Linked DNA regions of Homo sapiens: region 2 is linked to region 1. Evidence: chromatin loops called from intact Hi-C (ENCODE). Cell type or tissue: natural killer cell. All regions are shown on one strand. Each heading gives the region's core, and the rest is flanking DNA. Links, peaks and the distances in the headings are about the cores only.

The links. Hi-C counts contacts between places; a loop is a spot of excess contacts. Peaks named below come from ENCODE experiments on the same cell type or tissue, not always from the same donor. Only the 100,000 strongest peaks of a DNase experiment are listed, where the experiment ranks them.
Region 2: it touches region 1 in a loop (3-fold over the local background); 2 of 110 quality-filtered maps call a loop at or near these places.

The regions. Positions count from the first base shown.
Region 1 is chr10:14,168,724-14,179,023 of GRCh38, reverse strand. All of the region lies in intron 2 of FRMD4A (FERM domain containing 4A), which reads left to right. Among named protein-coding and RNA genes, the nearest start is that of FRMD4A-AS3, 100 kb to the right of the region's middle. RefSeq lists a silencer at 1,556-1,717 and an enhancer at 3,077-3,576. In natural killer cell, for the core only: no CTCF peak of the experiment used is centred there; DNase peaks (open chromatin) are centred at 4,903 and 5,323; H3K27me3 peaks cover 1,802 bases.
Region 2 is chr10:14,110,352-14,120,651 of GRCh38, reverse strand. All of the region lies in intron 2 of FRMD4A (FERM domain containing 4A), which reads left to right. Among named protein-coding and RNA genes, the nearest start is that of FRMD4A-AS3, 41 kb to the right of the region's middle. In natural killer cell, for the core only: no CTCF peak of the experiment used is centred there; no DNase peak of the experiment used is centred there.

The sequences.
Region 1 (10,300 bases), core at 751-8,750:
ATTATTTCCCTCTCTTTTTTGACATCAAAATATGAAAGAAGGGTGGCTCAAAGGGCAAGGGCATTTGCTAAGAGAGGTTCCTTGGTGTGGGGAGTTTTCCTCTATAGGTGAGAAGTCCACCTACCACAAAGTAGAAATTCCTTAAGTCAGATTTCAGAGAAAACTCCCTTTCTCTTGTGGTGTAAACTTAATTAATATTTCACCAGTGTCTACATATTTGATATTTATTGACTTTTTTTTTTCTAAGTTTGGGTTAACCCCAGATGGTAAATTGCAAGCAGAGAGTGCCCTAATCCAAAGAAATCTGTGAGGCAAAAATGCAAATCGTTCTTGCTTCTGGATACTTTGGTAACATTGATCAATGTCAAGGGTGTTAGGGTGCCTAATGATCTGACAATTATTCTTCACGGACATTTATTGCCCAGGTTAAAATATTTTCTAATCCCCACCACCCTCTCTCTCTTCCTGCCCCCTTCACCCTGCAACAATTCAACCACTTCACACAAGACATAAAAGGTGCAGTCATCAGTATTTAAAGGACTTGGAAATCATAAGTGATAAATGGACTAATGTGCTCCATTTTGTAAATGTTTATCTTTGATAAACACAAGACTTTGTGCTTTTAAGTGTCTAACACAGAACCTGGCTTGAAGTGGATGTTCAATGAATATTGGTTTCCTGAATACATAAGTGAACGAGGTACTCAATGTAATAGCCTAATAGTCTAAAATAAAATACTTTCAAATGCTTACTTTGCAACCCCTGACTAATAAAGAACAGAAATTTAAAATGTACTTTTAAGTCTTTGTATGTCTTATGTTGGTGGGGATTATTTTTAATGAAGTAACACAAGGTGGAAATAGTACACCAGCAGTGGCTTCATTGAACTGAATGCTGTGTGGGTGAATTACTTAGCTGAAGCTTCTGCAGTATAGCAGTAAGAATAGTACTTCCCTCGTAGGGCAGGGGGTAAGGGAATTGTGTGAACTACTGCATGAAATCACTTAGCCCAGTGCCTGCCACCAGGTAAGCATTCAACAGCTATTGCCATTCTCATCTTTACCATCAACAGCAGCATCATCTCAGGAGCTAATTGATAGGTTCCAAGTCCTATTGATTCCAGAGGTTTCGTCAAGGACCTCTCAGACCATTATAAAAATATGGTGAACAACCCCAGGCTCCAGGGGCTAAATGGCTGGTGTGTAAACAACCAGAAAAGTTCTACCCTCCCTAAGTGGTGCACTTATACAGAATATTCCAAATTCCTTCCGAAAGTCCTTTCCTTTGACTCAGGAAAGCTATTCTGGTTCCAAAATCTATGGTTGGAGTTTTTCAGAAAACAACCGGCCTTAAACATGCAATCAGTCGAATTTTGTTTAACCTTGGCATAGTCCCCCCTCTGTTCTATCTACTTTAAACAAACCTTTAGGGAGATTGAGAGCCAGAGAGAGTACAGAGGGCCAGGAGGCAGCGGGGCAGGTAATCAATTGTACCAGAGATATATTTTTTTTAATATCAAGGATAAAACTCTTGAGAAGGGGACATGATTGGGGCCAGGCACAGTGGCTGACACCTATAATCCCAGCACTTTGGGAGGCCAAGGTTGGTGGATAATTTGTGGCCAGGTGTTCAAGACCAGCCCCGCCAACATAGCGAAACCCCATCTCTACTGAAAATACAAAAAAAATTAGCTGGGCATGGTGGAGGCTGAGGCACGGGAATCACTTGAATCCAGGAGGTAGAGATTGCAGTGAGCCAAGATCATGCCACTGCACTCCAGCCCGGGCAACAGAGCGATACTTTGTCTCAAAAAAAACAAAAACAAAAACAAACAAAAAGAAGGGTACATGATTGGAAATTCTGATGAGAGGGGTTTCTGAGTTTAGAAAGGGCACAAACAGTGCAAACCTGTTCATGAACCTTTACATGTCATGAACAGGGCAGAATGCTTCAGGAAAGAATTGTCGAAAGTAAAAAAGCAAATAATGGATGCAGCTTATTCTAGTTATTGAAGAATCCAAAGGGATGGAAGCTAAATGTAGCACATGGCATGGGCGATGTCTCAACAGTGAGTGGGATAACAAGTCGTTTTAATGGTTCAGGGCCAATAACCGGGGAGGATGAGGAACGGCATCTCTGTTTTGAGTAAACAAGAGTGATTTCCTTCCCTGACACTGAAAAATGAAACCTTTGGGGAGATAGAGGAAGGGTCTGGGGAAGAGGACAGAGAATAGAATTAAAGATGGAAGTAAGTCTGGGTGCAGTGGCTCATGCCTGTAATCCCATCACTTTGGGAGGCCGAGGGGGTGGATCGTGAGGTCAGGAGATTGAGACCATCCTGGCCAACATGGTGAAACGCCATCTCTACTAAAAATACAAAAATTAGCTGGGAGTGGTGGTGCGTGCCTATAATCCCAGCTACTCGGGAGGCTGAGGCAGAAGAATCACATGAACCTGGGAGGCGGAGATAGCAGTGAGCTGAGATTGCGCCATTGCACTCCAGCCTGGCCAACAGAGGGAGACTCCGTCTCAAAAAAAAAAAAAAAAAAAAAAAAAAGATGGAGGTGAAGGAATGAGATTCTCGTGGAGACATTTTGGTTTTTTATTTCCTAGGAGAAAGTTGATCATGGGTGTACAGTTAGGAGAAGTGTCACAAAGAGACTGGCACTAAACTGGAAATGGAAGTCACATCAGAAGGTTTGCAATCCCACAGAGAAACCCAAAAACATGGGGAGAGGTTGGTATGAATAATGCAATGATAGATGGAAGGGCTTGATGAGTTGGTTGAGTTTTGTATCAAACCTGCTATGAAATATAGGGCCTTGGAACAAGGACTTTGTCTACCCTATTCTCCACTGTATCATCAGAACAAGAACAGCTTCCAGCACATACTAGGTGCCTTACAACTATTTGTTGAATGACTACATGAATAGAAGAAAATATTAGGGATCCCTAAACACTACAATACAAAATAAGAAGTATTGTTTAAGTCAATACCCAAGAAATAAGGTCCAGAGTCCCCCAGAAATGGCAATAATCTTTTATATAAGGACAGCGAGTTGCACTCAATATGTTGGGTCTACAGATTTGTCAGGATGCTAAGACTCTGGTCAAAGGATGTACATGTCTGGTTAAGTGAGAATGAGGTTGCAGCCTGCAACTAAGGTGACGCAGAGAAAGAGTTAAGAATAGAAAATTGGACCCTGAGCAGCGGCTCACATCTGTAATCCCAACACTTTGAGAGGCTGAGGCGGAAGGATCTCTTGAGGCCAGGAGTTTGAGACCAGCCTGGGAAACATAGCAAGACCCTGTCTCCATAAAAAAATTAAAAATTAGTTGGGCATGGTGGTGCATGCCTACAGTCACAGATATTCAGGAGGCTGAGGCAGGAGGATCTCTTGAACCCAGTAGTTCAAGGCTGCAGTGAGCCATCATCATTGCACCACTGTACTGCAGCCTGAGCAACAGACAGACACCCTGTAAAAAAAAAAAAAAAAAAAAGGAAGCAAACTGGAGACTACGAAGGAGGTGATCAAGAGGTGATAGAGTTGGTGTAGATACTGAAGTTCTATTGGAATGCTGATGTGTGAACGGGAGGAGAAGAAGGATGTTAATTAGGGGTGAAAAGCATCAATGAAGGAAGAGGCAGGGGCCTGGGACCAGCCTGTGATTCCATCTGGAGGACAGAGTGGCTCGCCCTATCTTGGGGATGTCTTGTGAGTACAAGAATCACAGATGGAAAGAAGGGCAAGGGACAGGGGCATCTTCCTTAAATCACATTGATAGGTTCATGTATGGTGCACATGTGTCACATATATGATGCAAAAGGGGTCCTGGCCCCTTGGTGATGGCATAGATGTGTGTAGCCACATTTAAGGAGTCACCAGTTGAAGTAGAGATGTTGAATTATTCTCACAGAGAAAATTCCTCAAGCATAAAGAAGTTCAGAAAAATCTCATCTTTTCAACTGCATTATGCTCTGACCTAGGTCTTTGCCATTTTTCTTTCATTGTGTATTTTTTTCCAAGTGACCAGCAATGCTGAATGAAACAGTCAATCCTGATTTATTTGGACTCCTGGACAGTGTGCCCGTACGCGCGCGTCCACACACACACACACACACACACACACACACACACACACAGACACACACACACTTTTTTTTTTAATACTCAACTATTCAGGATCAGAGTCCATAAATCTGTTTTTGAAACTTTCTCTAAAAAGAGGCTACAGTTATGTGCCTCTAAACATCTGGCCAAACTGCAGAAGAACCCAGTTAACTATCCAGGTGTGAAATTCACAGTGGGCTGAACATGGGTATTTAGAAGTACTCCACGCAGTGGGATTTCTTTTTCAGCTTTCTGTACACAGACCAGAAAAGCAGCTCAGTAATGGTGTCAACTAGATCCATTCCTGTGGGAGTCCCACTTCTTAAGAGAGGAAGGAATGATGAACGAATGAATGAATGAATGAATGAATGAATGAACGAACAAACGCAACAGTGCTCTCAGCTCTGGAGAGAACAAGCTACAGAGCCCAAAGCGGCTGGATGCTCCGGCTCAGCCCCCCTCGCCTCCTGCCCTGGATGAGCTGCCCTGTGGGTTGTTACAGATCACTGTTCTTGGTTCAAATGCGTTACCTAAGACAGAGATCATTTGTCAAGTGAGCAGGGTACACAGAGAGCTGTAGGCAGATTATGGAAAGAGAGAGGGAGGAGAGAGAGGGAGGAGAGAGAGCGCGGGAGAGGGAGAAAGAGAGAGGGGACCAGGGCGAGGAGAGGAGCAGGCTTCTCCAGGAACGGCGCTTTGCAGGCGCTGGGGATTCAAGTTAGACCGGGTGGCGGTGCAGAGGCGCCACCCGGGAGAGGGGAGCCACCACGGCTCCCGACATGGCTCTTTTCATGTGGGATGCTTAAGCACGGCACACAGAGAGAGTAACTTGCAGGAGACAGAAACTGGCATGAGGATTCTGCCACCATGGAAGGGCTCCTGTCTCCGATGAGGACGAAGGTAAGGGGAGTGGATCTGGATTTCTTTTCCTTCTGCTTGGAGGGACAGAAAAGGCTCTGTGCATGGGAGGAGGCTCACGGAGCTTTTGTCTCATTTCAGAACTAGGCTGGCGATTGCAACTGGATCTCTCAAAGAATAGGCTTGCCTGCACGGCAGCGCGATCTGAGGGGAAGGGGAGAGCAGAGAGGGGAGCGAGCCATCTGTCAGCGTGGACAATGGGAACCTCAGTAAATGAGTTCGCCTCTCGGTTGATTAGACAGCCATATTTTAGCAGGATTTCCAGTCACTCTTGCTTTGGGGCCGTGCAGCCCTCGGAGCTGTTCGTTTGCAGGAAGTACCAATTTCTCAGATCGTATTGCTGTTTAGCAGGAGGAGTAACACGTTTAAGGCAAAGAGTGTGCCCAGCTCCCACTTGAAATAGCCTCTTTCCTCTTCCTCTTCCTCCTCCTCTTCTTCAGAGCAGGAGGACCAGGGAATCCTCTCTGTAGAAAGTAGGTTAATGCATTCTGGAGGCCAGTGTGTTCTCGGAAAAATAGCAGACCTGCAGAAAAGATTTCAGAGCACTGCTCTAGCCTGACATCTTGAACTTGGTCCTGTAACATTTAGAAATGCTCACGGGGAACTGGTTTTGGTCTCCTGAAGACTCTAAGCGCTTGTTCTTCTTGGCTGGAGTTTGCTTTTTCACTTTCAAGAGACGCTTTGAACGTGGGGTTTTCCATTATAAGCTCAGACGATGAAGGTGTTATTTGATATCTGCTATATTTACCTATAACTCTAAATGGATAGATCCAAAGTTTTCAATAATGCTAGAAATATTACTTTTCTTAACCAGAAATTTCAAAACAAATCAAGGGGCAAATAGATCTCTAAACACACAGCAGAGTTAAAGTCAATAGGACAAAGCTTTGATTTACCTCATCTCTTTGATGCCCTGTGTAATGATTTGGACACAAATAGACTCTTGTCATTGAACATTTTTTTTTCCTGCTGGTTAATGAGCCTGACCATGATATTTTCAGAGAATGTTAGAAGTAGGTCTTGTGCAGGAAGACACCCCATCCTTTGCGAGAATTTCCCATCTCTGTTATGTTCACCCATGTCTGAGAGTCATTCATTAGAAGGATAGCCTCAAGTGAGAGTTTGTTACAAAGGCTCTAACTCCAGCCCTTCTGCGGGCTGGCAGATCTTTGAGATCCCCTTGGTGACCCACTTGTTCTCACTGGGCATGTAGCTGGAATCCTGTTGCTTACAGGCAGTACACTTCAATCCAAGGTGCTGTTTCATGATCCCCTACCACAGCAAAGAAAATGGCAAATGACACTGGCATCCTAGCTCACTTGATTGACAGGATGAGGTTTGAATGCTTTGGGGAATGGCATCGTAATCTGTTCATTTGACCAGGTTTTCAAATTGCAAACTATCGCAGTATTGTGCAGTCTCTGGCGCCTAACAGATCTGTGGATCCGAGCTCCTAACCTCACGCGAGTACAACTCTCGTAGACTTCGAAGGGAGTTTCCTATGCAAATAATCAGGACCCAGGCTCTGCGTAAATCACACCATGAGCCGATTAAAATGGCATGCTATAGTCGGGGGAGAAATGGATGTCAGTGAGTCAGGCTGCTCACATATTATATTTATCAGTATCACTCACATCATGGCTTGTTCCTTGATCATCATATTGTCTAATAAACATGGAAACTGTGGGGTTCGGGTCCTACCAAAGTTTAAACATAAAATCTCTACATAGCAAATAGATTCTCATTCAAACCCTTCAGTTTTTAGGTTTCAAGGGATTTGTGTATGTGTATGTGTTTAAATTGCTTCTGTGAATTCTTTTTTAGTCTTTTTATTTCTAATGCTGGAAATGGATATTTCCATATTGAAAATTCAAACTGCATTTGAATTCAGTGACCTACAATATCATCATGACTGAGGGAACAAGACCTGACTGGGCAAGAGGAGAATCCCATTGGCAAGGCTTGGTTTTAAATCCTAAGTTGCCCTGTCCAAATGTTGTTGAAATTACCCAGCGATATTTTTAATTTATCCGAAGAGAAGACATATCCGTGACAAGGTGGTTGCCATACTTAAACTTTGATCACATTATGCCTCCTTAAGTCTGTTCTGAAATATTTTCTCCCTTTGGTGAGGATTTAGCTTGAAGTTTCTGATTTCCTGGTATGATGATAGGTCAGACAAAGGAAGCCTCCTAGAGCTAAATTTTGGCATGTTATGGTTATTCAATAACTTATGGACAGTTTAAAGCAAGCATTGAGGTAAATTGGACATCATGCAATAATTTCATTACACCATGTAATGGACTTAACCAGTCTAAATCATGGGTGCTTAATGCATTTTTATCTTGGGATTTGCATAATTGGCACATAAATATGCATGAGATTAACTGGAAATGGCAAAACAGGGTGAGAAACACAGTTCATGAGCATTGAAATTAAGGCAGTTGCAGAGAGGGCACCTGAACATACTCTGTCTCCTGGGTGGGCGGCCACACTTGACATACCTAGAAACAGACAGGGTGGCAGCTGGCCTCCCCTAATCACAGTTAGTGCATTGTCAGTGATACACAGCCATTGCACAGCTTTGGCTTTTGGCTGGATTCACTTGGGCACACTGCTTATTCTTCCTTTTATATATAATGCAATCTAAAGGAGTCTCTAGGCTGATGGATATATTTCTAACTGGCCTTCTGGCAGGCCCTGACACAGGTCTCAGGATTTCAACCATAGCAAATGATGTTTGCAGAGGCAGGGGTGAAAAAAGCAAGAAAAAAAGAGAGAGAGAGAAGGTGATTGAGTGGTTTCTTCTATGAGAGTAAAGGAAATCATTTTATAATCAATCATGTCCGTGAATTTTTTTAATGTGTCCTTTTAGTTAGATTTTTAATCCTCCAAACTTCATAATTCCATCTAATCTTCTGAGCCCTGCTTCTAGTGAATGAGGCTCGCAAAAAACAAACAAATAAACAAAAAAAAAAACTCCCCTCGTATTCAGCGTCTTGTGATTCATGGTGGCTGCAAAATTTGCAGGGAGCACTTTGGTAAGGCCACATGAAATCAGGCCAAGTCTTTACTTTTCATGACTGTAAGGAGTGTAATCTGAAGAAACTGTGGCATCAAAAGAAGGTGGAGAGGAAGGGAGGGGAAGAAAAGAGGAGAGGAGAGGACGGGGAGAAGAGGCCAGGGAAGAGAGGTAGGGGAGTGGAAGGGAGGGAAGATGGCTTGATTGGAGTTCTTTTCTTAAATATCCAAATAAGATTATAGCTATGTTTTTACCAAATGTTTGTGCGGTAAATAGAGAGTGGATGGAAATTAACCCTAGAAAGGATAGTTGTAACTTTTAAAAAGTTGATTAACTATTTCGTGTGCTAATTTGAGTTTTTCTGAATACTCCAATATGGTTTCCTTTAACACCTGCTCTCAGTTTACAATCACCTAACTTCCCAGCGTTGGTGTCTTTTTCTCTGTCTGACCCTGTCTTATTTCTCCTACAAAGACATATCCTGCGCTGTACTTCAGATACTTTTTTCGAGGAACATTTGTGATTTGTGGCATAAAGTAACTGTCTAAAGGAAATCTTCTGAGAGGATCTGGTCATTTTATGAAAGGGGCAATTAAGGGGAAATGGAAGCAGATCTTTTAAAGAAGGAGCATTTGAAATTAGCCCAGGAATCATGTCCGGCGAGTCCTGCTCTTTTGTACCTGGGCATAATAGTCAGCCACACAGAGCTAGAGTTAGTTCAAGAATTGTCTTTCCTGATCATGCTATATTTTTGGAAACACGTTAGATACAGAGGTAAGATGTCAAAATTCTGAAATACACACAATATAGGATCAAAAGGAAGAATAAAATATGTATAGTCAAAGCTCTATGGCTCCTTAGGGCAATTAGTATAGAGTATGTGAAACTCTTAAAGTCACTTAGAATTATTCGACATCTGCTTGAAACTTTGCCAGGATTCCATGGAGAATAGTGCCTGGAATGATCCACTGTGTTCCACCTTGCTTGTACATGAATTCAGATCAAGCACTGGAATTTCTCATGTAAAGAACTCTGTGAACCAGAAATCACTAAGGGTTAAGGAATGGTTAGCCTGAGTGGGATGACTGTGGAAGGCTTGACAATTACTTGCAAATACACTAAATATCACACACATGATTATGCCCAAGCCTATGACAGCCTATACTTTATCTTAATGGAGACTTGAATAAGAGGAGATTTGTTGGAGCTGAAGAATGACAGGTTTAGATTAAATTCAAGGAAATGTTTGCTGATATCAAAATGTTTTCCTAAGAAAGTGTGAGACAGTTTCTAATCTGAAGGGGCCTCTGAGATAGTGTTCCAAGAAAGGGCCACATACACAAAGTGACCCCCAAATACAGGAGGAGACAAGAAACCAAAGAACAAGGACAAAATCCAGTTTTTTTGGTAAAGGGTGATTTATCTGGGGAACTTACGGATGGAAGCATGGTCTTTGGCAGCAGAAAGACAGGGAGATCTCCATAATGTTATGTTACCCCCAGACCCAGGGCTTATCCACCATAGGAAAAGGGTGTGTGTGCTCTGGGCGGGACAACTAAAAGCAATCCTACAGAATAGGCAAGAATGCTATGCGTGTCACAGCCTATAATTTGTGTGATAACATCAAGATTGACATGTTCTTACACTAGGGATGGTAAATAAAGTAGGAACCAGGAGGCATTCACGGAATTGGGGCTAATCAGAAGTCGAAGTGGCAGATTAGCATCCAAGATGGAGTCACTTCATCTCGGAGTCACTCCTCAAATAGGCAAGGAATAATCTTACCTGAAAAGGGATTCTTCCACCTGAGAACCCAGGAGGAGCTGATGCAGACATTGTATATTTTTATGTTTAATTTTTCCATAAAGCCAATAAAACCAGAAATAGGTTTGAGTATGATGTACACATCAGATTCTCTTACAAAGAGCCACTATGATGCATTTATTAAACTACTGACCTCAGTTGGGTGCAAACAGGAAAAAACTTTATTCTTTTTCAGAACAACCCCCCTTCAAGGCATCTGTGAATTACGGGAAGACTGTTGAGGGCTACAGGACAGTTTATTTAGTTAATGAAAAGGAAATGTGAGAGGCACCATGGCTTATCCCCAGACAGACTACCTGCATTCAGATTCTAGCTCTGATACTTACTAGGGTGTACCTTTTTTGAGCCTCAGTTTTTTTCTGTATAACATGTATGCAGTAATAGGACTTATAGGTCATTTTGAGAAGTTAATACATTCATGTCT
Region 2 (10,300 bases), core at 1,002-9,001, 59 kb after region 1:
AAGGTGGAAAATGCATGCTCAGGAAGAAGGTTTGGGGAACAGCCACCAGTCTCTACCATAGTTCTCTGGAAACGTTTAGCTCACATTGTTCATTTATTCATTCAACGAATTAATAATCTACTGAGTAGTGAATAAGATTGATTTATACATCCATGTGTTCATTTATTCATTCAGCAAACATTTGCTAACAGCTGCTGTATGGAGGAACTTAAAATACCAAGAAGCTTGGCATCTAGAGGGAAGCAACCTGCATAAGTGCTCTGGGAGTATGGGAGAGGGTATTGGCATCAGGCAGGGAACTCAAGGAAGGCTTCCTGAAGGAAGTGACACTGAACTGAGTTTAGACCTAAGAAAGAAATAAACTAGGCAGAGGGACATATGAAGGCTCAAGACTTCAGAAAAAAAAAAGCAGTGTACGTAAAGGGATGGAGGAACTCGGCTTGGGAAACAGATGTCGGTAGGCCGAATGGTGGTGTCAGGGATGATGGAGGTATAAAGGAATATAATTCCTGATGATTTGCCTATCTCCTGGGAGATGGAAGGAAGTGGACCCATTGTCAGGCCCATCCTGGCAAGAAAAGATGCAAATAGCTCTGTCCACACACTTACCTGTCATCCTCATGCCTAGTTGCCCAGGAAAAAAAAAAAAAAAAAAAGCAGATGACATTGAACTTCCTCCCTAAAGTGTCCTTTGTAAGTCTGCAAGAATCAAGGTGCAAGCTGCTTCAAATTAACCCATATTTTATAGTCCTGGAACAGCTGTCACCTGCTCTGCCCTGGAGAACTCATTACCTAACAGAGGGATATGCACATTCCACATATTCCCTCAGCCTTGCTTGGCCATGGGCTTTCTGAGAAGCTGGAAATCACATCTCCTCTAAATTGTTACTCCCCAAATAAGTCCCTTGGAAGGTCTGTGGGGCAGGATGCAAAGTTTTGTCTTTCATAATTAGGGAGTGATTAATTATTTAATCAGAGCAGAGAGCAGCCCAAACAATGACACCTCCTCTCATTTGTTGGGCTACAGGCCTCCATTAATCACAGATCCTGACATTCTGCATGCAAAAGGGACAGGTGGATTTGAAGCTTGGTGTTGCGATAACCTCACTACTGCTCCCTGATCTGCTTCCAAATGCTGCCAATGTGTTACGGCAAACATCACCATCAGCAGCCCAGGCTTCATTCCTAGATGAACGTCTTAGGAAGGGGAACGTTATATCTGCACATCAAGGCATTTCACTCTGTCCCTTCTCCTCGTTCAGGTACCTGGGGTTTGGCCCCACCATTCCGTCTCCTGCTGGTAACAGGTTCTGTTACTGCAGGTGTAGTTTTAAGGCTTGTTTGAGCATATGAACCGCTCACTTTGCACCTCTTCATTCTGGCCTAAGGATGCTCCCGATAGGTGCTGTTCTAACACCTCTTCATTCACAGAAGCTGCAGCCCAGGTGCCAGCAGGGACGGAAATGAGTCACCCTCTGCTGTGTCTATCACCCTCTGCATTGAGGGCTCACTTGGCCTGCCCTGAGTGCTTTCAGGTGACTCTTGTGTTCCTTGGCACCACTCATGGCCACCTCCTTGATCTGCATGCTCAGTTGGAAACTAAGACCTCCTCCAACAAAGGCCTACTCAGGCCGTTGGGGTTCTTAGCTCATCCCTGGAGAAATACATCTGGCTGGCTGTGCAGGAAGGAGATTCATTAAAAGGTAGGTCACTCAGGAGGTCATGGAATTTCCAAGAGAGCCAGAGAGTTGTGGGGATTCAGGGTTATATAGTCAGTGATATGGTTTGGCTGGGTCCCTACCCAAATCTCACCTTGAATTGTAATAATCCCCACATGTCAAGGGTGGGGCCAAGGGGAGGTAATTGAATCATGGGAGCAGTTTCCCCCGTACTGTTCTCGTTGTAGTAAATAAGTCTCATGATATCTGATGGTTTTATAAATGGGAGTTCCCCTGCACAAGCTCTCTTGCCGGCCACTGTGTAAGACATGACTTTGCTCTTCCTTCATCTTCCACCATGATTGTGAGGCCTCCATAGCCATGTGGAACTGTGAGTCCATTAAACCTCTTTTCTTCATAAATTACCCAGCCTCAGGTATGCCTTTATTAGCAGTGTGAGAACAGCCGAATATAGCCAGGAATTGATGCCCAAAGTCCCACCACTGAATGCCTGTGCCAGAAAACAAAAGTTTGTAAGTCAAGACTCTGGGCATTCAGGGGAAGAAGATCCTGGGGTTTCTGATTCTATTTGGCCAGTGACTGAAGTTCCTTCCATCAAATTTCTGCAGAAATTTACAGAGTCTGGGTCCCCCAAGACTCTCTGTGACCTCTCACCTTTTCAGTGTGCTACCAAGAACGGCTCTCTCTCACCTAAGGTTGCCAAGCATGGCATCTTTAACTCTGGCAGTGGAGGCAACATTGAGAGGCCAGAATCTCCAAGGTGCTTGTTAAAATTCAGATTCCTGGGCCTCAGCTCCAGAGATTAGAGTTTAGTAGGTGTTTGGTCAAACTCATATGGAGGTTTGGAGTTTAAATTCTTTGGCAATTTCACAGTCTTTTAAAATATCACCATGTGGCAGGGTCTGCGCTGACTGCTTGGGTAATTTTGGCATCCAGGCCTCACCCCATCCTCTAAACAGGGCCACACTTCCGTAGCCAGGAAAAGACAATGGTCCTAGGCTTCCAGGTGACCCTAAATGTGTCCCCATGAGGCACGAGGGTACTTTCTAGGGACAGATAAACACCTCTCTGCAAGTATAGGTGCCCATATTGCCCATGTTGAAATTGTGCTGCAATTCAGTTCTTCTTGGAGGACCTACACTCACAAGGACTCCTTTCTGCTCACCCAGAAGAAGGCAAAAGTCCATCAAAAGGCACGGCCTGAAAGGCACCTAGCACGTGACAGGTACACAAGAAATATTGACTGAATGAATGAACGTAGCCAGCTCTTCAAACTCTACTTCCATTCTCCTTCCACCCTCCTTCCACCTTCTCTCTCCCACAGGTGACCAGCCTATCTTGCTTCTAGTGACCTTCAGCCTTCACCTAGCAATGCTGCCATTTGGTTGGGGCCTCCTTTCTCTTCTCATTGTCTGATGCTTTGGGAACCCTGAGCTCAATGAAGCAGGCTGCTAAATTCTAAGTGAGAATCTCAGAGACCCAGAGTCTGCATCTCCATGACATGAGAAACCCCTATCAACTTCTAGGAAATGGGGCTCCTGCTAGCTCAGAAGTAGAGGGCACTGGTCCCAATGATGGGAGGCCAACAGGTTGTTGCTTGTACAATTTTATAAAAAGATCCATCCTCCTTGCTAGGGCCACCTCATTAGCTGTTGGAGGCTCTCTCATTCATTCAGTAAATATTTCTTCAGTGCCTGTCACATGCTAGGCTCTGTTCAGGCTCTGCCTTGTGATGGACTCTTGCCTTCTTCTGGATTCATGGAATAGAGTCCATGTTAGTCTGGGTCCTCCAAGAAGACACCAAGACAAACTTCCTCATGCAAGGATTTTAGTAGGGGAAATGCCAGTGTCTTCCAGGAATCAGCTACCTTAGGTATCTCTGCTGTACTCAGTCACTGACATGGAACAGCCCACAGGAGGCAGGGCCTCAGTGCAAGCACAGAGATGCATTTCAATGCATAGCCCTGGGCCCTCAATCAGTGATGAGCTCTGCTGCAGGAGGTCTGCTAGGGACATTCTCCCAATGGCCACAGAGCCCTGCTTTTAACCAAAAACAAACCAAGAAAGCACAAGTAAATTTCAGCACCAAGACAGATGTAACATAACAGGAAGTTAGATACCTCTTCTTTGGATGGTGTAGCTTTGCTAGGCCAATAGCCATTTCCTCTCTTCTGGAAGCAAGGAAAAATTATGGCAGGTGAAGATAAATTATGTCAGGTGCTGGTTTGAGTTCACTGTCCTATTTATGGAGGGCCAGGGGACTGGGCAAGTATTTTTATAACATGGCATTTGTTTACTGCTTGTTTTTAAAGCTGCTATAAATGGGGTCTCTCCGTGGTGAGGAAGCTGAGTTCTGTAACCCACTGAGTCTCCTTTTAGCCCCCAGACCCTGTGATTGTAAGGCTTCCTCCACCCCTATGGCCATCTCAGCTGTCAAGCCTTTTTCATTTGTAGCATCAGAACTTGGTGGACCCCAAGGCAAGCAAAGGTTGGCGGTAACTCTCCGTATCTGCTTTCAGCCAAGGTAGAATACACAAGAAATAAAACACTGCATTATTTCTGTTCAATCCACCCATTCCAATGGGCTCAATGTGATCTTAACAGAGGAATGAACATGCAAAAACCACCCACCAGTGTGCATTCTTCGCTTGAATCCGAGGTGAACAATAAACTGTCGTGGCGGTTTCCAGGGCTTCCTAACATATGCTACACACGTTTCTGAAGTGAAACATGTCCCTGTGTTTCTTTCGGGTCTGGTTTCTAATAGAACAGAGTAATGATGCAAGGCATGCAATTTTCATAACCAACCCTTCCATTTGCATGCACAGAAGGTGCAATAGCCCGAGGAGAAAAACAACTAAGGCACGCATGATCTGATGTGTTTCTGAATATTGGTCCTGTTTTCCTAGTGCCTTGAAAATGATGCTTGCCAACTACTTCTTCAGCCATTCACTGAAAGCTATTTATTGAGTGTTTATTATGGGCAATGCTTCTTTCAGAGAATGCTATACAGCCAGCAATGCTGATAGTTAAGGGTGTGGGCTTCCAAGGAGCTCAGTGGAGTTTTAAGTTGATGTCTGTCTTAGTCCATTTGCATTGCTATGAAGAGATACCTGAGGCTGGGTAATTTATAAGAAAGGAGGCTTATTCTGGTTCTGCAGACAAGAACCATGGCACTGGCATCTGCTTCTGGTGCAGACCTCAGGAAGCTTCCAATCATGGTGGAAGATGGAGAGGGGGCAGGGATGTCACATGGCAAGAGAGAGCGGGGAGGGAGGTACCAGGCTCTTTTTAACCACCAGTTCTTGTGCAAACTAAGAGCGAGAACTCACTCATTACCCCAAGGACAGCACCAAACCACTCATGAAGGATCCTTTCCCATGATCCAAACATCTCCCACCAGGCCCTCCCTCCAACACTGGGAGTCACATTTCCACATGAGATTAAAAGGGGACAAATATCCAAACTTTATCAATGTCTATGAGTAAGGGAGAGGAGAACAATTATATAAGCAATATCCTCATCTCTGGGAAGAAGACTCTAAGACTAGTCATAGTATAGCTAACTAGGGAAAAGTAATTATTATTTTTCGTATATATTTGTGATTTTGTGAGAGCTATGAAATAAGTGATAAGAGGCCAACCACAGATGGCCTGGGACTTTTGCATTAGTTGTGATCAAGGAATAGCCAGATTTGCCTATACCTGCAGCGTGCAAGGCAGTAGCCATCAGCACAGGTGTCTATTGTCACTTGCAGAGTGACTCTGAAATGAGGTGTGCTGTTACTATAAAACACACATTGGATTTTGAAGGTGACCTGCTCTAGACTGCAAGCTTCCAGGGGACAGGCTCTCATTTGGTCTCCTTAGAACACAGCACAGTCTCTGGAATATCCTAGGTGGTCTAAGAGGCTTGCTTGGTGGGTGGGGGAGTGAGTGTATGGGTAGCAGGTAGGCAGTCATGTCTTATGTCACTGTGTGCCCACTCTTTCTATCCCATTCTTTCTCCTCCTACAGTACTTCAGTACCTTCTCCCACATCCACTCACAACTTGCTCTTTGGCATTCAGTATGCAGAGGGCCGGCATGGATCCAGTGCTGAACCCCTCAGCATGTGCTAATCCCAGTAGCTTAAATGGGATTTTGCAGGCTGAGATGCCTACCAGCGGATCTGCAGGATTCTGAAACTCTCTGAAAGGGGCTTAAGCCTAGACACCCAGATTTCTTCCCTGTTTGGTACCTCTCAAATTTCTCCAAAAAAATGTCAGCTGACCCCAAAGAGGCATTGGGCCATTCTCTCTTTCATCTGATAGCTGGGGTTTTAGGGAGTGATTCTCTGGCCGCCATCTCTGCATTGAGTCTTCCTCCACGCCCCTCCCTCATTGTCAAATTTGCAGTGGTCATTCCTTTCTGCTCTTTTTGGGTCTTCCTCTCCTACATTACAGGTGGTAAATGAATGAGAATTGAGGAAACGGAAAAATGGGCTTATTAGAATTATGGCTAAAAATAGGAATAAATCCATTCCAAGTGAAGACTTGAAGAACCATCTTCCAAATGATGGACAGAAGCTTTGGAGCATGGGTATATGCCCTTTCCGCTGGCTCTTCCTGGGGTTTTTGAAATCAATGGAAGTGAGCCCTGGGACCCCAGCTGGCTCAAATGAGGCTCCTTAAGCCCTACCTGTGTCTCCGAAGTAGGACCTGGCTGGTGGAAAGGCCAGAGCTTACTCACAAAGAAGAGAGCCTGAGGAAAATAACCAAAAGGAATTGGGAATGAATCCACCCAAGTCTGCAGGAAACTAGCCCAAGCCATCTTCCCAGAACTTTTGCTGGCGCACACAGTCGGCAGTGAGTGACCTTTCAGAGAAGCCACAGGGAGAAGACAAAATTTCCAAAAGCAGCCATACCCACAAGTACGTGTGCTTGAGCCTTTGAAGGCACCCCCTACTGAGACTGCAGGCCAAGGCTATGCCCTGCTGGAGTCTGGCCGACTCACAGTAGCTCTCGCATCCTTGGCGATAGGATGGGCTGGGGGTGAGGTGGGATGCAGAGCAGCAGAGGCTCGGAGATGTGACTCCCAGATTATTCAGGTACAGATAAAGGTGTGCTTTTCAATAATAGGAACCTGCTGGAGGAGAAGGAGGAGAAAGAAGAGGAAGAAGAGAACAATGGCAGCACACACACACACGCACACACGCGCGCGCACACTCATGCATTTCCAAATAGGGCTTTACAATAGCCTTTGACCAATTAGAGTGTTACTAAATAGCCTTCGATTTGGATAACTTGAAGAAATAAGCAACAAATAATTTCTGAAAATGGCTTTTTTATGTACAGTGGATCCTTGAACAACATAGGGGTTAGGGGCATTGATACCCCTTTCAGTCAGAAATCTAGGTATAACTTCTGAGTCCCCCAGAATTTAACTACTAATAGTCTACTGTTGATCTTCACCAGAAGCCTTATCAATAACACATACAGCCACTTAACACATATTTTGTATGTTCTATGCATTCTATACTTTATCCTCACAATAAAGTAAGCTAGAGAAAAGAAAATGTTGCTAAGAAAATTGCAAGGAAGAAAATATATTTTCTACTCATTAGGTGGAAGTGGGTCTGGATCATCATAAAGGCCTTTATCCTACTCATCTTCACGTTGGGTGGGCTGAGGAGGAAGAGGAGAGGTTGGTTTTGCTGTCTCAGAAATGGCAGAGGCAGAAGAAAATTCACGTGTAAGTGGACCCTGGCAGCTCAACCGCATTGTTCAAGAGTCAACTGTATAACTTTTAAACGATGTATCTATGTATATCTATTTTTGAAAATACAATAATAATGATGACAAATGAAATGAAAATCAGCACACCAGGCAGGATTCTTTGAGCTGGTTTTCTCCTAAGTCCACAGAATACAACTCTGTAGGGGATTCCAGTCCGAACCTGTACTAGGTCCCCAAGCTCCTTCTCCTCCAGGCTGCTCAGGACTGCCCTCTCAGTGAGTGTTTCACTCTTAACCCACACTTACACCGAGCCATTATTTAATAACCTCTTTGTCTGTCACTGTAATTGTAATAATTACACACATTGAGGGAAGGGGGAGTTGGAAGCATAGTTTCCTTTTGAATTTGGAAAGAAAAAAAGTTTAATCAGGGGGCCGGGCACAGTGGCTCATGCCTGTAATCCCAGCACTTTGAGAGGCCGAGGAAGGCGGATCACCTGAGGTCAGGAGTTCAAGACCGGCCTGGCCAACATGATGAAACCCCGTCCGTACCAAAACCACAAAAATTAGCCAGATGTGGTGGCAGACACCTATAATCCCAGCTACTCTGGAGGCTGAGGCAGGAGAATCACTTGAACCTGGGAGGCAGACGTTACAGTGAGCCAAGATGGCGCCACTACAGTCCAGCCTGGGCTACAGAGTGAGACTCCATCTCAAAAAAAGGAAGAAAGTTTAATCATTCCCTCCTATAAGCAAAGCCCAGTGTGAAGATGGGTGAGGTCCTGGTGGAGCTATTGTTATCTCTTGAAAGCTATTTTATTCTTTTGAAATAAATTGCAAGAAAATAGACACAACCACATCGAGACCGCCGCAAACTGCTCTCTCGTCTTCTACCCTCTCCTCTGTGCTCCTCCATCAGGCACACCTGCCAGATTAATCCTCCTAAAATGCCACATTAATCATGTTACTGCTGCTCACTGATCTACACAGCTCCTAATTACTTAGAGAATTAAATTCAAACATGGACTTGACTGCTCTGGGCCCTCCCCAGCTGGGCCACATTCCATGGCTGGCCCCCTTACCAACATCTTTCTGTGTTTCTACCCTTCCTTCTGACAAATGAGTCTGCTCACCGTTTCTCAAATTAATTGTGCATTTTCTCAACACCAAGCATTTGCTCACTCTATTCCCTGGGCCATAAAGCTATTTCATCATTCTGTTTGTCTTTTTCCCTCCCTCCCTCCCACCCTTCCTTCCCTCCCTTCCTTCCCTGCCTTCCTCCCCTCCCCTCCCCTCCCCTCCTCTCCCTCCCTTCCTTCCTTCCTTCCTTCCTTCCATAATCATGGAGTATCTACAATGGATTAGGAGCTGTGGGTGAATCCTACTCCCTCCTCCACCTGCCCTGCAGGATGTCCTCCCCCTCCACAGCACACACCACTTAATTTTTTGTCATTAGTTTGTCAGTTAGTCATAAAATCCTGTAACCACCTCTTATGCTACTCAAAAATATATTTACCTAATCTCTCAATAAGATTTCTCCCTGCCAGGATCATGGCTTATTCTTTTTGGTACATGACGTAATGCATTGCCCATAGTAGGTAGGTTTCATAGACATTTCTTATATGTATGAATTCATTGTGGATGAATTAATCCACAGTGAATTGATGGATTAATTTTATTAAAATTCATTCTTAATGACTTCTGTACTTTGATCTTTCCCTAACCATAGTGCTGCAAGCTTAGCTATCCCTGCAGGGTAGAGGACTGTGTAAGGTGAAGTAATTCCTGAGCTAAACATCTGGGCATTTTATAACTGTCCAATGGCAACAATAAAGCCTTGAGCCAAATCACAGCTTGGGATGTTATTTCATCATTCTCAGTGGATCCATGCCTCAGGGAAACCCATGGCATAGACAGACTCATGATTTTAAAAAGCAGAATAAATAAATCGAGGGTAGAATATTGCCTGTGCACCTGGAGGACATTATGCTAAGTGAAATAAACCAGTCATAAAAGGAAATAATGTAGGATTCCACTTACATGAATTCCTAGAAGAGTCAAATTCGCAGAGACAGAAAGCAGAATGATAGTTATCAGGGGCTAAGCTAGGGTAGAGAGGGAATAATTGTTTAACGGATACAAAATTTCTGTTTTGCAAGATGAAAATGTTTAGGCGATTACTTGTACAACAACATAAATGTAATTGACACTACTGAACTTAAAAATAAAGAAGGTAAATTTTATGATATGTGTACTTTCTCACATTTCTTAAAAATTTTTAGCATGCCTTTAGTCCCAGATACTTGGGAGGCTGAGGCAGGATAGCTTGAGCCCAAGAATTCAAGGCTGCAGTGACCTATGACTGCACCACTGCACTCCAGCCTAGGTGACAGAAGGAGACGCTATCTCTAAAACAAATAATAATAATAAAATAAAATACACAGAACTAAAAAATTTAAATAACCATTAAAAAGAAAAAAGTAACTGCTTGTGAAAGAATTCTGAGGTATGTTTGGCAGATTAAAACATTTCAATGGTGGCAGAAGAAAAATGCCTCTGCAGTGGTTTTCAGATAACAAGGAATTTACAGGTTTTTGTTTTGTTTTGTTTTGTTTTGTTTTGTTTTGTTAGCAAGAAAGCTGCTCTAATATATTTCAGGTGACTAGATGGACCATTTTTTGGAGTATCTTCCAGTCTTGCCGTCTCAATAAATGGGTGAATGCCTCCATTGTCCCGAATGTTTATTTCTGCATTCTCATCTTGAATAATTATAAAAGAGAATAGCCTTACAGATCACTTACAATTTATAAAATCTCTCAAGTTTGCTGTTTTCAAAGACAGGGATGTCCGTGTCAGCACCCCCGTTTCCACATTTGATCATGGGCAAGAAGGAATTTTTTTTCTTTT